2 separate regions of the Homo sapiens genome follow, and region 2 is linked to region 1. A link is a loop called in an ENCODE intact Hi-C map of the cell type or tissue named here. Cell type or tissue: A673. All regions are shown on one strand. Links, peaks and the distances in the headings refer to the core of each region. The heading gives the core; the rest is flanking DNA. Region 1 has its middle 110 kb from the start of SLC35F3. Region 2 overlaps MAP3K21 (mitogen-activated protein kinase kinase kinase 21).

Region 1 (2,754 bases), core at 255-2,754:
GTGAGGTTTGTGAGGCTTTAATATGCATAAAGCCTCCAGTACTGAGTCTGTGGTTTGCTATTACTATTATGAATGCTATCCAATGTCAAACTTACCTAGAAGTTCATTCTGCTACTGAAGACCTCTGTAATCTTTTGCTCAACTCTCTGTCCCCATTATCCTAAGTTACCTGTGATTTCCTCAAGGTACTTTTTCCCTCACATCTCAGCACTATGGATACACTGCTCCCTTTGCCGAGAATTCCCCACCCCACCTCTTCCGACCACCCCCATCTCCCCTGATCCCCACCTTGCAGTCAGCCTTCAGGACTCAGCTCAGGCCTTAGCTTCCCCCAAGAGTCACAGTGCCTCCTACCCCAGCAAAAGTTATGTATCTCTCTTTCATGATTCCTCAGCAGTCTGTACTTTCTTCTATCAGGACATTCATTCATTTGTTCACTCATTCATTCATTTAACAAACACTTACTGAGTGGCTCCCACATACCAGACACTGAATTATCTGTCTGCCTGCCCCTGAAGAGCGTCTTATCCAACTGGCATATAGTCTGCACTTTGTAAGTGATGGCTAAACGAAAAAATGCCTTCCCAAAGAGGTACTGCCCCTAAAATGGACTTTCTGGGCTCCTTTTTTAAACCATCAAGATCCTTTTAGGGAATTCTAACATACTCTGCAGTCTAATTTGAGTATAAAAAAAGAGGGATCCTCCTTAGTAGAAAATAGACGAGAAAGTGATAACATAACCTGGACATTCTATTTTCTTCCTGGGAGAAAAAAATTACTTATCAATTTCACCAAATTAGTGTAGATGGTATTTCCTAGGAACCTATTGTTTAAAAACAAACAAACAAAAGGCTTCCCTGCTGCTGCTCTCACTGGAAAACTCTTTCCGGTTGTTAGACTTCAGGAGATGTTTCCTGGTTGCTGATCTGACAAGAGACATCAGAAAGAACCGCATCAATCAGAGAGTTTGTGTCCTGCTCTACACACACACATACATTCACACCTCCCTTTCTCTACTACGCTTCTCTCCAAAGGTGCTTGCTGGATTCCACATCAGAATCCATACCCCCACCCCCACCCCAGGAAAGGGTAATTGGACACATTGCCCTTCTTGAGGCCTGTGTGTCTCTGGATGCTCTGCCCTAAAACTCCTTAACCGGATGATACAGCCCTGTATCATCTTGCTGTCAGCTCTTGATGTGCCCTGGAATTTCCAGGAATGAAGGGCACTCCGATGGAGAGTGATGTCCTTCGAGTCCTGTGACCTAGTTCTTTTCCAGTTCACTCAGTATTTTTGCAGAACAGGTGCCAAGATGGATGCATGCTATGTCCTCCCCAGTCAAATTGTGAGCATCTTCGAAGATGCCAAGTGCTGAGAACAGGGTATGTTAGCTAACTTGTGCTCCCTCTAGTGGCACTGCAGGAGCATAACACAGATGTTCAGATAATGCCATAGGGGATGACAGCTATTCCGCATCCTAGTGAGTAAGGATGGACATGCTTTAAATGGCCAGTTATTTAAGATTTCAGAGTCAATGGTAGGAAAACCATACCATGTCATTTAACAGTAAAAACAGTCAAATTTGGAGTTCAACTTTCTTGGATTTTTTTTAAAATTATTTCACTTTTTAAAAATAGAGGTCACAATTTGAACATAATATAAATGGGAATGCAAAATTCTAATTTATGCCCTTGGGTCTGAGTTGGTCATTGATCCAGAATAGAGGATAATATAACATGCTTATGTCACGTGCTTTTGAACTAAGTGCAACAAGGCAGAAGTAAGTGGTAATTTTCAGCATTCAAACAAAGTGAATGCACATCACGTGTGAATGGAGATGTTGAAATGTGTGTTCTGTCCAACCTGGCACTAAAGTTCTGCATAAGGCTTTTGATGTTTTGTGTCTCTCCCTCCACATACCAGATGCTGCAGAATCCACATTGCCTCCAAGGCAGCCCAGCCATGTGTCCTTGATGCTTCACGAACAATCATAAATTAGCAAAGCCAGCAGTGGCTCCCGTGACATAAGGTGGCACACTTTATGGGCTCTGCCCTCCTCGCTTCAGTGTTATTTATTCAGCTCCATATACTGTGCACCGCTTGCTCCTTTTATTACTCAGCAGAGATTTGTAAATACATAAACTCTTCCCCAAGCCATTTTCTGAAACAGATGACTGGCCGAGTGGCATGTCCTTTGTCAGAGTTTGCGCAGTGCTCACACTGCCTTGACAACAGCCACATTTCCTTATGTTCTAAGTCCTTCCTTAAATGTCTTGTGCAGGGGTCAGTCTTTTAAGATACTTTCTAAGGACTCGAGTCATGTAATTGGTCAAATGCATTGGGATATGTGACCAGATAACCAAAATGCATTTCTTAAAATCAAGCAAAACAAACAAACAAAAACAAACAAACAAAAACACTCCAACCAATAATAACAACAACAAAAGCAGTTTTTAGAAATTGGACGTAAGGGCCAGGCGCAGTGGCTCAAACCTGTAATCCCAGCACTTTGGGAGGCCAAGGCGGGTGGATCACAAGGTTAGGAGATCGAAACCATCTGGCCAACATGGTGAAACCCCGTCTCTACAAAAATATAAAAATTAGCTAGGCATGGTGGCGCTTGCCTGTAATCCCAGCTACTCAAGAGGCTGAGGCAGGAGAATCACTTTTACCTGGGAGGCAGAGATTGCAGTGAGCCCAGATCGTGCCACAGCACTCCAGCCTGGTGACAGAGCGAGACTCTGTCTCAAAAA
Region 2 (3,032 bases), core at 244-2,743, 430 kb before region 1:
TTTATGTCGAGTGTGTATAAATTGCCTTATAAAATATGTATTATGAAACACTGGAAAGCTTGCAGAATCCTGTGACTAATTTAGGTTATTGCAGATGTCCTCAGTTGATCAAAAAATTGCTAGTATGACATCTGGGTGCAGTGGCTCATGCCTGTAATCGCGGCACTTTGGTTAGCTGAGGTGGGTGGATCACCTGAGGTCAGGAGTTCAAGACTACCCTGGCCAACATGGTGAAACCCCCTCCGTCTCTATGAAAAATACAAAAAGTAGCCGGGCATGGTGGCAGGTGCCTGTAATCCCAGCTACTCGGGAGGCTGAGGCGGGAGAATCACTTGAACCTGGGAGGTGGAGGTTGCAGTGACCCGAGATCACACCATTGCACTCCAGCCTGGGTGACAAGAGCGAAACTCTGTCTCAAAAAAAAAAAGAAAGAAAGAAGGCTGGGCATGGTGGCTCACGCCTGTAATCCTAGCACTTTGGGAGGCTGAAGTGGACGGGTTGCCTGAGATCTGGAGTTTGAGACCAGACTGGGCAACATGATGAAACCTTGTCTCTACTAAAATACAAAAAAAAAAAAATTAGCTGGGCACGGGGGCGGGTGCCTGTAATCCCAGCTACTTGGGAGGCTGAGGCGGGGGAATCTCTTGAACCCGGGAGCTGGAAGTTGCAGTGAGCCGAAATTGTGCCATTGCACTCCAGCCTGGGCAACAGAATGAGACTCTGTCTCAAAAAAAAAAGAGAAAAAAAGAAAGAAAAGTGCTAGTATGAGGTGGTCATCATGAGAGTCCAGTATATGTTATTGATTATTTGGTTTGATGGGGTGAGAATAGACTGTGGATCCTTATCACTTTTACCTTCAACCTCTCTGGGGTTGGGTGTTGGGGGAAGGTCCTTTTCCAGGCTCTCTTCTGATGTTTTCCTTAGCTGGAGTGTTGCTTGCAGGGTCACTGACTGGTCTGTCTTACGTGTCAGTCAGCCATAGAGAATAGACTATTTATTTATGATGAGGCTTCTGCCTTCACACATAGAGGAAAGAAAAATCCAGAGGTGCACTAGATGTGAGTTTTCTTCTCCATTTTTCAGTTATGTCAGTTTTCTTCTAGCTGTGATTTGATTGTGTTATCCAAATTAATATTTATTGTTTCCCTTGGGAAACTTTGGGGAAGGTGGAAAGGATTAAGAAGCTGATGGAAAGGGAAGTAAATTTGGGATAAAAAATGAAAATCGTTCCAATGATTCTTTCCTCTTCAGTGGTAAAATGATTAAATCAAAATCTTAGCATTCCTGAGGTCAGATTTTCAGTCTTGCTTTTCTTCTCAAATGTTCCTTGGCTAATACCCTGAGTTTATTCAAAGCAGACTGAATATTATTTGACTATTTTTACCTGAGTTGTTTTTTTAATTCCTGTATTGTATTATACAGCTTTTCTTTTCCTGAGAAGAGAGGAGAAATTTTAGTTACACATTTATTTACTTTTTGGCACTTAATGAAAGATTCCAGTTAAAACATAACCAAGAAATCTACTGCTATAATCCTGACCCATCACCAAGGAATGAAATTTGGTTTCTGGAATTTTTAGCATGACAGTTACCTCTTCTGCCCACAAGATGGCACTACATTATCATCTTAATATTAATAATACTGGTACCAATATGGAAATTTCTATTAGAATGCTCCAACCCTAAACTCACACACATGCACGCATATTTACTTGTACAATATCCTAGAATGGGACAGACATCCAAAAAGGGAAATGATAACTATAAAAATAATTATTTTTTTCTTGGAGAATTCCGCTTAGTATAGAAGAGAAAGCAAGCATGTGTAACTTAAAATCCAGGGAGTTAGTTGCATTCAATATTATCTGCTAGAAAATTCTTTAAGTTAGTATTGTTTAATAGGGGAAACAATTCAGGACATGGGCCTAGGCAAAAATTTTATGACTTAAGACTTCAAAAGCTCAGGCAACAAAAAACAAAAATAGACAATTGGGACTATATTGAACCGAAAAGCTTCTGCACAGCAAAGGAAACAATCAACAGAGTGAAGAGACCACCTGTAGAATGGGAGAAGATATTAGTCAACTATTCATCTGACAAGGGACTAGCACAGAATATACACAGAACTCGAATAACTCAATGGCAAAAACACAAATAATTTGATTTAAAATTGGACAAAGGAACTGAATAGACATTTCTCAAAAGAAGACATAAAAATGGCCAGCAAGCATATGAAAAAATGCTTAGCATCGCTAATCCTCAGGGAAATGCTAATGAAAATCACAGTGAGCTAGCTCACCTTAGTTAGAATGGCTGTTATCAAAGAGACGAAAAATAGTAAATGTTGGTGAGGATGTGGAGAAAAGGGAACTCTTACACACATTCTCTTGTAATTTTGTCTTTGAGAATTATTGCTGATCATTTTAAATCTTATGGCTATCTATAGCTAATGGAAGTGTAAGTTAGTACAGCCATTGTGGAAAACAGTATGGAGGTCTCTCAAAAAAAAAACTAAAAATAGAACTGCTGTATGATCCAGGAATTCCACTACCAGGTGTTTACTCAAAGGAAAGAAAATCTGTATATCAAAGGGATGTCTGCAATCCCATGTTTATGGCAACACTATTCACAATGACAAAGATAAGGAATCAATCTAAGTGTCCATCAATGGATGAATGAATTAAGACAATGTGGTGTGTTTACCTGATGGAACACTATTCAGCCATAAAAAAGAATAAAATTCTATCTTTTGTGGCAACGTGGATGAGCCTGGATGACATTATGTTAAGTGAAGTAAGTCAGGCACAAGAAAATAAATACTGCATGTTCTCACATATATGTGGGAGCGAAAAAAATTGGAGTCCGTGGAAATAGAGAGTAGAATTGTGGTTATTGGGGTGGGAAGGGCTTGAGGGGAGGGGAGGTTGCAGAGAGGTTAGTTAATGGATACCAAAGTACAGCTAGGTAGGAGGAATGAGTTCTGGTATTCTGCAATACTATAGGGTGAATATGGTTAACTGTAATTTATTGTAT

Evidence for each region. Hi-C counts contacts between places; a loop is a spot of excess contacts. Peaks named below come from ENCODE experiments on the same cell type or tissue, not always from the same donor. Only the 100,000 strongest peaks of a DNase experiment are listed, where the experiment ranks them.
Region 2: it touches region 1 in a loop (3-fold over the local background); 4 of 110 quality-filtered maps call a loop at or near these places.

Annotation. Positions count from the first base shown.
Region 1 is chr1:233,789,879-233,792,632 of GRCh38, forward strand. No RefSeq gene overlaps it. Among named protein-coding and RNA genes, the nearest start is that of SLC35F3, 110 kb to the right of the region's middle. In A673, for the core only: a CTCF peak has its summit at 1,416 (motif pointing left); a DNase peak (open chromatin) is centred at 1,413.
Region 2 is chr1:233,363,287-233,366,318 of GRCh38, forward strand. All of the region lies in intron 5 of MAP3K21 (mitogen-activated protein kinase kinase kinase 21), which reads left to right. Among named protein-coding and RNA genes, the nearest start is that of MAP3K21, 37 kb to the left of the region's middle. In A673, for the core only: CTCF peaks have their summits at 1,596 (motif pointing right) and 1,603 (motif pointing right); no DNase peak of the experiment used is centred there.